Regions from separate parts of the Homo sapiens genome. Here region 2 is linked to region 1. A link is a contact called in ENCODE Hi-C or POLR2A ChIA-PET data. All regions are on one chromosome and are shown on one strand. Each heading gives the region's core, a stretch centred on a gene start or an enhancer-like site at or near the end of the contact. The rest is flanking DNA. Distances are from core to core; before and after follow the strand shown.

Evidence for each region. A loop is a pair of places that touch in the nucleus more often than their neighbours do. ChIA-PET counts read pairs that join two places held with the same protein, here RNA polymerase II (POLR2A). Pooled maps may share reads with other maps.
Region 2: a map of chondrocyte shows a loop between it and region 1 (4-fold over the local background). The contact joins the promoter of LINC01423 here to the enhancer-like site in region 1. A Hi-C loop is called at or near these places in 13 of 168 maps with a recorded cell type or tissue (CD14-positive monocyte, CD8-positive, alpha-beta T cell, Right ventricle myocardium inferior and 8 more), 2 of 37 single-sample maps with no recorded cell type and 13 of 50 pooled maps. POLR2A ChIA-PET finds 5 or more read pairs at or near these places in 2 of 52 experiments (A549 and GM12878).

What each region holds. Positions count from the first base shown.
Region 1 is chr21:38,287,663-38,293,608 of GRCh38, forward strand. All of the region lies in intron 1 of KCNJ15 (potassium inwardly rectifying channel subfamily J member 15), which reads left to right. Among named protein-coding and RNA genes, the nearest start is that of KCNJ15, 34 kb to the left of the region's middle. Within about 2 kb of position 2,214, at least 7 of the 41 ENCODE cell types and tissues checked have a DNase peak (open chromatin) inside an H3K27ac peak, as active enhancers do; they include CD14-positive monocyte and endothelial cell of umbilical vein, where a contact is called at or near this core.
Region 2 is chr21:38,341,825-38,347,439 of GRCh38, forward strand. It overlaps LINC01423 (long intergenic non-protein coding RNA 1423), which reads right to left and starts at 4,252. Exons shown (of 6, transcript NR_110545.1): 1 at 4,071-4,252.

The sequences.
Region 1 (5,946 bases), core at 964-3,463:
CAAATTTGGGCCAATAGTCCTCCGGCTAATTAACTACAGATGGTTAGAATGTGTTTTCTTACACTGTACAGTGATGGAAATTAGTTAACTGCCAAATGTCTTAATTTTTGATTGAATGTGAAGATATTTTTAAGTTTGAAATTTTGTATTATCATTCAGTGATCACAGAGTCTGCTTTCAACTTTGGGACAAGCAAACAACTGAGAAATACTACCAGTCTTTAAAGCAAATTTTGGTATAAACTGTGTTCCACTGCGATACAGTTTCTATATCAGAGAAATGTGGTCAAAATGTAGACTGATAGTGAGACAGAATTTCAAAACTTTTTGACATTTGTCCCATTGTTAAATAACTTGTTTTTTTCTTTGTTTTTTTTTTTTTTTTTTTTTTTTTTTTGAGATGGAGTCTCACTCTGTTGCCCAGGCTGGAGTGCAGTGGTGCTATCTCAGCTCACTGCAAGCTCCACTTCCCGGGTTCACGCCATTCTCCTGCCTCAGCCTCCCGAGCAGCTGGGACTACAGGCACCTGCCACCACGCCCGGCTAATTTTCTGTATTTTTTAGTAGAGACAGGGTTTCACCGTGTTAGCCAGGATGGTCTCGATCTCCTGACCTTGTGATCCGCCTGCCTCGGCGTCCCAAAGTGCTGGGATTACAGGCATGAGCCACCGCGCCCAGCCATAATTTGGTTTTAAATCAAGCACAAGTCGTAATTTCCATTGCCTGGGATGAGATTCATGCTAATAACTAATATGAATGCCAATGAAGATAAGAATTTTACCTTTGCATGCAGGTGAATTACATCAGAGCCCATTAGTCATCAATTTGTAGAGACTGACAACTCCACATTTATTTCAAATAAAAGAAAATGTAGTAGTCAGCATGAGGCCAGAAAACAAGCCAGCCTGAAATTGTTACCCATATTTATAAAACATACTTTCTATGTTTCCGTGCCTTCATCGTAGTGCAAAATATTATAAATGTGAGGCAAAGAAAGATAAATGTGAGTGGTAAAAATTGGCAGACTCAACATCTTAGTGAGAGAGATAGATTTACTTAAGGGAAAGTCAGTTTGGAAGTATTGTAAATTATATAATGATATGGCATAAAAAGGCATGATCCAGTCTCAAGCATCTTCTTATGTCTCACAGAAACAGGAGTTAAGAAAACCAGCATCACTGCTTACTTCCCACGTGTCATCTCCTGTGAATGCTCCAACCATGTCCACTTTGAAGTTTCATTAAATAAAACACATTAAGCCGGGCGCGGTGGCTCACGCCTGTAATCTCATCACTTTGGGAGGCGGAGGCAGGCAGATCACTTGAGGTCAGGAGTTCGAGAGCCTGGCCAACATGGTTAAACCCCATCTCTATTAAAAATACATAAATTAGCCGGGTATGGTGGTGCATGCCTATAATCCCAGCTCCTCGGGAGGTTGAGGCACGAGAATCATTTGAACCCAGGAGGCTGAGGTTGCAGTGAGCTGAGATCGCACCATTGCACTCTCCAGCCTCGGCAACAGAGCAAGACTGTCTCAAAAAAAAAAAAAAAAAAAAAAGGTCAAATACTTGCTTCTCTACCAGTATTATCTGCAAAAACAGAAGCCTTCCACTCTGATTTATACCACAGTCAGACAAACCCAAACGCTGTGGATTTCCTTCTCCTTAACCAAATGGTACTGTTTTGAGCCATCTTCTCCTCTGTTGTAGGTTTGGACTAATCCAGACAAAAATAGTGAGTGAGATTCCACTAGCCTGTTGAAGAAATCTCTTTCCTAAGGAGAAAATTGGGACCAGGAGCAGTGGCTCACACCTGTAATCCCAGCACTTTGGGAGGTCGAGGCAGGTGGATCACTTGAGGTCAGGAGTTCAAGACCAGCCTGGCCAACATGGTGAAACCCCATCTCTACTAAAAATACAAAAATTAGCTGGGTGTGGTGGTGCACACCTGTAATCCCAGCTACTTAGGAAGCTAAGGAAGGAGAATCGCTTGAATCTGGGAGGCAGGGGTTGCAGGGAGCTGAGATTGTGCCACTCCACTCCAGCCTGGGCGACAGAGACAGACTCCATCTCAAAAAAGAAAAAAAGAAAATTGAGCAGTGCATTACGGAGGCTGACACAGTACAATTCGCCTCCTCACCCCCTCCACACTCACTTCCAGACATCAGTGTTCCTGTTTTGCCAGTCATCTCACAACAATGCATGTCCAAGCCACGCTGTGATTAGAGGGAGAATATGCTTATTACCCAAGTTCTTCGCATGTTGGAGCAGGGAGAGGCCAAGGGTGGTAAACCACAGGAAATTTCCATTTGCCCTCCGCTGCGGCACTCTCACTCTATAGGGAAGTTAGTTGTTATTAGGTAATAATGTTCAGCGGAGGTTGGTCACTCGTAACAACAGACAGATGTGTAATGTTTTATTTGGGTTAGCCAGCTCTCTCACAAATAAAGGGCCTGAAATTAAACTGTCTTTATGAAAATATTCAGTAAATGATACCTCTGGCTTATTCCAGTGCTCAGATTCTTTGCCATGGAAAATGGCAAATGAGTCCCCTGTTGGGCCCGGAATCTGTTTAAACTTGTCTTTGTCGAGTACAGAAGGGTTGATGTTCTATGAGATTAAAAAAAAGTTTTTAAAGAATTCGCATCGAGGAGTAAAGGGAACAACGATGCAAACCACATTTAGAGATGGAAAAGAATTTTTTTTAGTACTTATGGAATTTCAAACAATAATAATGGAACAGAAACATAGGAAAAAAGCTACATATCTGACCACAGAGGCAAATTGCATTATTACATGCTCACATGCAATGCAAATGTGGATTGGTCTGTAAAGGAACACTTTTTGCTTTTCTAATGTATAGTAGGGTGAGAGGAGCACCTCTCCAATTTGCCAAGGCATCACTAGCAAACTCCAGCTACCGAATTGCTTGGGGAAATTGAGTTCTTTTGAAGACAGGTTCTTGGGAACTGTACCCCAAGAACTTCTGGTTAAGTAGCTCAGGTGTGGAGCCTGAGAGCCTGCATTTCTGACGATGGAGATGCTGCGGTTGGATGAGGGGAGAAGGGTCACACTATTCTATACCACCCTGTTTCCAGTAGCCAGTGAGATGGATAACTCATCTCAACATAGAGTGTGACCACGAAGAGAGATACCTACCCGTAAAATGGACTAAGATTCACAAAAGCTTGTTTCCAGCTCTAACCTTGTTACTGGCTCAGTAACCTTGAACAAGTTACTCAAACTTTTTGATCCTTTTATCTCCCTAGATATAAAGTGTAGAGTTTAGACCAGATCAGCACTCCTCAGTGTTCTCAAATGTCATAAAAAGGCTAAACACACACACACACACACACACACACACACGTATATATAGCTACAGTTAAGCAGGTTTTATAACTGTAGGACGTCTCAGAAACTGTAATAAACAAATGTGCAATGTGGCTCTCCAAAGAGTGAAAACAATGGGGTGTCTGGGGGCTCAGCTTCAGCTCCAGTAGGCAAATCCTTCCAAAAGTATTTAACCACAAATTCCTTTATGTGTATGGAACACCTGAATCACACACTTCAGCAAGAGAACCCCTAATGTCCTCCAGCCTTAACTTTCCCATCCTAGAATCTAGGTTCTCCCCACAGTCCTCCAATGTTCCCAGCCAGGCCAATGCTAAAAGCTTCCCTTAATGATACCCATTATCCAAGGAAGAAACCTGAGAGCAATTTTCTACTACCTGTTTGCTTTTTTCCAGCAATTCTCAACTTTTTGCCAAGACATTACACCCGAATTTCTATCCCCAAGGAAACATTTTCTAACTAAAAACTCCACCTGGCCACTGCAGTACTTATATATTTAATCCCAATGACTTTCTCCATTCCTTTGTTTGAAAGTAATGAGACTAAATTTTAGACAATCTAATTTCTTGGCTTATTCATTTTCTCCATATTCCAGATAACTTTTAAGTGGTGAAGAGTATAAATCGTGGTTTTCCAAGTGTAGTCTAAGGTCTAACAGCATCGGGGATATCTGGGAAATTATCAGAACTACAGACCCTCTGGCTGCACCCCAAACCTGCTGAATCGGAAATTCTGAGGTAGGACCCAGTCATTTGCATTTTTATCAACCCCTCCAGGTGATTCTAAAGCACACTGAAGTTAGAGACACAGTGTTGAGATCAGAAGCATGGACTATGGATTCCAACATACCTTGTGCTATATCACAGTTCCTTTGTCTGAAATATGGGAATAATATTAGTACTTACTTCAGAGTCTATGTGAGAATTAAATTAATATATAATACCTAATATCAGGCCTGGCACAGGGTGAGCAATGAGTCAATTAATTACAGCTGCTTAATCTATAATGGATGCTGACGCGTAGTGAGCAGGAACTTAGCTTTGTCACACTGCACCACGAGACTCCTTTGCAAGCTAATGCTGATGATGGTGGTTAGATAGGAGTGCAGCCGTGGGAGCAGACAGAGCTGGTTTGCTCACCAGGTGCTCCATGTATTAGCTTTGTGAATGCATGTAAATTATTTAATTTCTCTAAGCTTAGTTTCGTCACCTAGAAAATAGAGAAAATAATTTCTCCCCAAGGTAAAGAGAGGGATTCAATAAGATAATATCTATAACTGCTTTGAAAAGTGCCTGGACCCTTTTAAGTTGTCCCTTCCCAAATGAAAGCTATCAATGACCTAATGACAGTGGTACCTGGGCGGCCCAGTGTGTCTATGTGATTACAGATCCTGAGGCCACTAGGTCCTTAAACTTGGGCTTCTTGCTCCACAAAATATTAGAATGATAGGATATGATACCCTTACAACTTTCCCTAAAAAGCTATCTTGTCATGATAAATGTAAATATTGACTCAGAAGTAATCAAAAGATAATTAGTCACCTTTTCTATGTTGTTCTTAGGGATAAGGCAAGCCATTCTTGCCATTACAATCTTGTTGAATTTGGGTTCTTTTTGTATTCAGTGTTGAGTCATAGACCAACATTCAGAGTTTACATTAAGACTATTTCACAACTCAGTTGGGTGCAGTGGCTCTCAACTGTAATCCCGGCACTTTGGGAGGCTGAGGTGAGCAGATCACCTGAGGTCAGGAGTTCCAGACCAAGCTGGCCAACATGGTGAAACCCCATCTCTACTAAAAATACAAAAATTAGCCAGGCGTAATGGCGGGTGCCTGTAATCCCAGCTGCTTGGAAGGCTGAGGCAGGAGAGTCGCTTGAACCCAGGAGGCAGAGATTGCAGTGAGCCAAGATTGTGCCACTGCACTCCAGCCTGCGTGACAGAGTGAGATGCTGTCTCAAAAAAAAAAAAAAAAAGGAATATTTCAGAACTTTATATCTTTCCTTTAAATGCAGTACCTTTTAGGTCAGGCATATAATCCTAAGATAAAAAAATATGTATTAATCGTGAAAATGTCTCTGTGGTCAGGTTTCACTAGGTTTTGCCTTGTTAACAACTCTAAGAACTGTGTGGCTTACAGCAACAAGAATTTTTTCTCACCTGTGTTTCAAGTCAGCTGTAGTTGAATTATGGCTCAGTTCCAAGTTTCCTTCTTCCCACTTACCAGAAGGAAGGAACAGCCCAATCCATGACCCACCCACATGCAAGGCAAGCCATGTGATGATCCCGACACCTCTCTTCAGGCATGGTGTGGGTTACTGCTGTTCACACTCCATTGGCCAAAGCAGGTGACAGGGCCACACCTGACACAAGGGAGTAGGAAACACACACCCCACCCCCGCTACGCCCGGGCAGGGAAAGTCCCAGTGAAGGATCCTTTGTGGAAGGACCCAGCCGAGAGGCACAGCAAATAGTTGGGAGCAACATACATCAACCACAACCTCCCAAATTGTCACAGCTCTACCAATAGTTTCCAAGTTCAAACACATCTTCCAAACACAGGTCACTGAGAGGAAACTAGCTTCCAAGTGTGCTGTAA
Region 2 (5,615 bases), core at 3,002-5,501, 56 kb after region 1:
CAATCCTGGTGCCTTTGAGTCACAGCCGGCATCCTTGCCAGGGGGCCACCAGCCCATTCTGCTAGCTGACCAACAATCCTGTTTTTGGGTCTAAGGAAAAGTGTCTCATGTGATCATCAGAGCTTGAGCCAGAGGACATATATGGGCAGGGCTTAGACCAAGGGCCAAAGGCAACAGGCCCCAAGTGAGGGCAGAGATGTGAAGTCATAGATAGTCACTGCTGCTCCAGGCACCCACCTGGGAGAGCCTGCATTGCCCCATGAGTGACCAAGTGGTCCCATTCCTCTGGATATAGCAAAATTAAGAACCTTAGCCATGAAGAGGTCAGGAGGCTTAAAGGGACATTTCTGAAGTTGGGGCCTTTGCACTTGAAGTTATCCAAGTAGTTGAGCATTAGACGTCTTCCTCTTAAACCTTGTACGCTCTCCACCAAAAGGTTTGAAGCCTGGTAAAACTCTTGAAAAAATGCACACCATTGTGGTAGCCATGTCTTCAATTAGCCCCTATCCATAGAGCAACATTTTAGCTCAGTGACTGCAAAGACACCCTCTCTTCTTATTTTATCCCTAATGCTTAGGTTGCTGCTGGCTAATACTTAGTATTAAATAATTTATTTAATACTAAGAAGAATTAAATAAATATTGATGGCATGAATGATCATTCTGACTTGAAAGGGCATTTATTGAACTTTTTAGTCCACCAAACACCATAAGCCCTTGATTTTTATTTCTTCTGCTCTAATTTCTCAGAGCTTGTAGATATTTCCTAGCAGGTCATCGTTGCCACCTGGGCAAGACAGGAAGGCTACCCTCATCCCACTCACTTGTTCTCCTTTTGATCATATACTCTCATGTTCGCCAATGCATCAAATTGGTGACCTTCTTCTAATCACAGACAAGTACAATAAGATTGGAAGGTGTCATGTTTTGGCAGGTGAACCTGTTTCTATAAGGATCCTGAAAAGACCAAGGTATATTTATTACCCTCAGTTTCTTTCCTTGACTTGCTCTTTGCACTCTGATGGGCCAGCCTTGGAATATCTCCAAGAGCAGCTGTTGGCAGGTCTTTCACCCCAGGAAAAAATTATCAGCTCTGTATTACTCAAGTTGTCTCTAAAGATGTTGGTCATTAGCCACTTCACTCTCTCTCGCCTGCTTGTGAAATATGGGTTGGATTCCTTCTGACATGTTACATCCCCAGTTGATCTCCTAAAGCAAATAGGAATTTATGGAGACATTCAACCCAGGAGTTTATGACCTGGCTGGGAGGGAAAATCTCCTGCACAAACATCTTCTCTAATTTTTTTGTATCTTTCCCATCTCAACATTCCCACTTCCCAAAGACTCTAATGAAACAGAAGCACAGTTTTTGATTGAGCACCCAGTCTGTCTACTATAATACTCTCTGGATCCCTTGTTACCAATATATTTATAATCCTATTTCTAACTAAGGAGTTTAGTTATAAGCTAAACTCCAGCATTTCCTCAGGAGGTGCTGGCCTCATAAATGTCCTGCAAGCAAGGAAAGTAGATCTTCCAGGAATGGCAGGAATCACGAGAAGACTGAAGGGTCAGCTCTTTAATTGGACCACCTCAATCGTTTGGGCTGTTAAACAATATTTTTGCTCAGTCTTTCCCACATTATAGTAATTAAATAGTTCCTTCCACATCCTCAACAAAGTCAAACACAGCAGCTTCACTGGGTGAAAAAGACCACTCTTGATTTGGGTGAAAAATGTTCTTTCCCACCCGTGAGGAAGGCCAAGCAGCGAATCCTCCCACTGCTGAGATTAGAGCAGTTATTTCTGCTAACACTGCCATCCCTTCTCTCTCCAGAACACTTTCTCTGTTATCAAGTTGAGCAAAGCAAGGAAAAAGTAAGCTGGTCAAATGTTTACTTGGTTGGTGAGCGTTGATAAAATGTTGGCCTCTGTGTGGTTCTGGATGAGACATGCACCCCCTGACCCAGCCAGCCCTGGGCTACAATGAGAACGAAGGAGCAGGTGATAGCTCTTAAACAACCAGCCAGTCCCAGGTTTTCAGCCCAGTGTTTGTTCACTTATCCCAGACGCTTGACTCACGAGGGACCGTGTTTATACTGGCTCTGTCCCAGGGTCACTTTGGTTGAGTGGTATCCATTGGTGTGGCTCCTACAGCAAAAGACCAAGTCCTGATGCCAAGAGAGATTAGGAGTTTGCAACGGGAAAGAAGAGGAATAAACAAAAAAGAGTGGCTCCAAGTCAAGTAAGTTGCTGAGCTGACTTGAGCTTGTTTCTACTTGTGGGAAACTAAAATCAATCTCTGGTCTGGTTGAAATAATCTTCAGACTGTCTGAACACCATAGTTGGTGGCACAGATTTACAGACATCTCAGCAGATTGGAGTGCAGAAGAGCAGAGAGTAAGTGGGTTATGAGCCAGCTTAAAGCTTCACTCAATGGAAACTGGAGCCCCGTCTTTCCAGAGAGGCAAAAAATGAATAATAATAATTGTGATGACGATGATGATGATGAGACATTAAATAAACCTCCTTGGAGCTTTTTGCTGACTTCTTCTGCTGGTGCCTGCACTTTCTGCCTCCCTAGAGGTTCCAACAAACCTTCTGACTCTAAAAGGAAACCCTTCTGAGACCAAAAGGATAGCCAATTATCTCAAGTTTTACAGCATAAATAATCTAATTGGATACTAAGAGGAGTCCAGATATTTGCACAAAAATTAAACCGTCACACAGAAGGGTGTTATACCCCTGCCTGGCCTCCTTCTTCCTAAAAGCCTGGAGAGTGAACAGACTTGAGTGTTGAACGACCCCCATTTCCTCCTGCTCTACCATGAGTGGGCACCATGGCCTCAGGCATGGGACCAACCTCTCCATATCCTCTCAGTTTGAGGAGGGAGGTGCTATCCACTGTGCCTCCCTTGATAGGAGAAATCAAGCATGCATTGAAGCCCTTGACAAAGAAAAAATTGCTGAACAGAAGCAAGGTCTGCAGGACATGGGTCCTATTGCTGCTGGGCATTTTGCAAGGATAAATATTACATAGTCACTCAGTTTGGTAGGAAGTTTGCTCACAAGAATTGGAACTGGAGGGGCTGGAAAATAAAAACTCCAATGGAAAAGGCTAAATTCCTTTTATCTTCATTCTTTATTGTTAACTACTTAAGCCACATAATCCCCTCAGTGTCAGGTATCCCAGGCCAAGAATCCTATATACCCAGGCACATCGCCACCCCTGCACCACCAGGCCACATAATACTAGAAATTCATTCAGAAAAACTCTTTCCAGATTGATTAATTGGTGATTGAATAAGTGAGGGAAGGAATAGGGGAAAGGGCAGAATCAGAAAATGAGAAGCGAACGCAGGAAGACAAAATTAGCGTGGCAGGTACAATGGCACCTGCCCAGATCCCCTCTCTATGGACAGATGGCCGCAGCTGCCAGGAGGGCCATTATACCCTTCAGAAGTGGCTGCAGTTGCAGAGAGATGCCTGACTAGGGCATCCCACAACTGACAGATCCAGGCAGGTGTATAAAGGTACCACTGGGTCATTTTAACCCAATGCTGAACAATGCTGCTAAGCCATTTTAGCTCCTGAGCTTCCCTGGCATCCGCTGAGGCTGTCTCCTCTGCATCACTGCTCAGCTCCCACCTCTGTCCACTCAAACTTTTCTTGTCCTCACTTCCACTGGTGTCGATCTCAAGGGCACCAAATATCCTATCCCTTAAAATCCATTAACAAATATCCTATCCCTTAAAATGCATCTCAGAATCTGCCTCCAGAGAACACGACTGTGACCACTAGGAAATGTAGCCAATGGAAATTCTCAAAGACTAAGAGGAGAATGAAGAAGGCAGGGGACACACTCATCTTCTTTGTGCTGTCATTGCCATTCCTTGTCTGGGTGTCTGCTTCAGCAAGGCACTGGAGCACAGTGACAAAGAAACATGTGTTAGGTTCCTGGGACCTCTTTCTCACCTTAGTTTTGTCACTCACGAGCTGTGTGGTCATGGATAAGTCAATGTCTCAGGGCCTCTTTTTGCAAGTTAAGAAACAAGGACAATAATGATCCTACCTGACATTTGAGTCATCATGAGGATCTCCTACGACCGTGGATGCCAGTGTGCACGGGAGATGGTAACACCCCATCTGCTAGTGACATTTCCCCCTTCTCCAGCCAAAGCTTGGAAAGACAGCAGGACCTTGAAAATGGCAGCCAGAAAGGCAGCCATTTCCACCCTGAGCTTCAATCCCCAGGCTGAGGAAGTCCTTGCAGGGAGGAGTTAGCTGCTAGAAGTCATGGGAGAGGGGAGGGTACTATCTCATTAAACTCTCACCCATAGATCATATTGAACACCTGCTACCTATGTGTTAAACTCCAGGCCAGTCCACACACATAGGGAGATGGAAATTAACTAAACCTGCAAACAAATAAAAACCTCCCACAGGGAATAAGCCAAGTAACAGGAGTTACAGAAGGCCTCCCTGAGGAAGTCACACTTGAAATGAGAACTGAATGACGAGAAGGAGGTATGTCGACAAAGGAGGAAGGGAAGGTGATTGCAATCTGAGATGAATATGAGTCCCAAGAAGTCCTCATGGTCAGGGGAGCAGAGAGCAGAAGGCCTGGAACACGAGGGTGAAGCTGGGAGAAGTTGGGAGGCAAGAGCTGAAAACGGGCTGGGGAGAGGATGAGGGCCAAGTTGAGCAAGTCCTGGCAGGTCAAAGACTATTAGCTTTATCCTGAATACAACGGGGAGTTGTGGAAGGGCCTTAAGCAGCAGGCAGATGGTTATACCAGCTGCAGAGGGAAGGATGGATGGCAGGGAGGTCAGAGTGGGTAGCATTAACAACCATGAGCATTGGTTGATTTACTACGTGCTTGACACAGTTCTAAGTGTTTAAATGAAGCACAGGCACCCAATAAAATAGGTACTATTGGCCGGGTGCAGTGGCTCACGCTTGTAATCCCAGCACTTTGGGAGGCCAAGGTGGGTGGATTGCCTGAGGTCAGGAGTTCAAGACCAGCCTGGCCAATATGGTGAAACCCTGTCTCTACTAAAATACAAAAATTAGCCAGGCATGGTGGCTGGCGCCTGTAATCCCAGCTACTCAGGAGGCGTAGGAAGGAGAATCACTTGAACCTGGGAGGCAGAGGTTGCAGTGAGTCGAGATAGTGCCATTGAACTCCAGCCTGGGTGACAGAGTGGGAGTCTGTCTCAAAAAAAAAAAGGTACTATTAAGATCCCCATTTTAAAGATGAAGACATGAAAATACACAGAGAACAAACAAACATGATGCCAACCAAGCTGTCTGGCTGCAAAGCCATACAGGTAACTACACAATACTACATGGTGGGTAGACCAGATGGACAGCTATTTTAGTAATCCAAATTTGAGTGACAGCAGTGGAATTGGAAAGAAGTGGATGGATTTTCAAGCGTGTAGGAGATCAAAAGAAAAGTCAGAACTCAGTTACACTTTGGCCACAGGGATGTGGGGAGATGGTTTTTGGGAGAGTGATGGGGTGGCAGTGAGAGACACTGAGATATAGGGGTCCAGAAGAAAACCAGGGTTGCAGTATCAGGACGGACAGGAGGTCGGGGACAGCATGAGTCCAC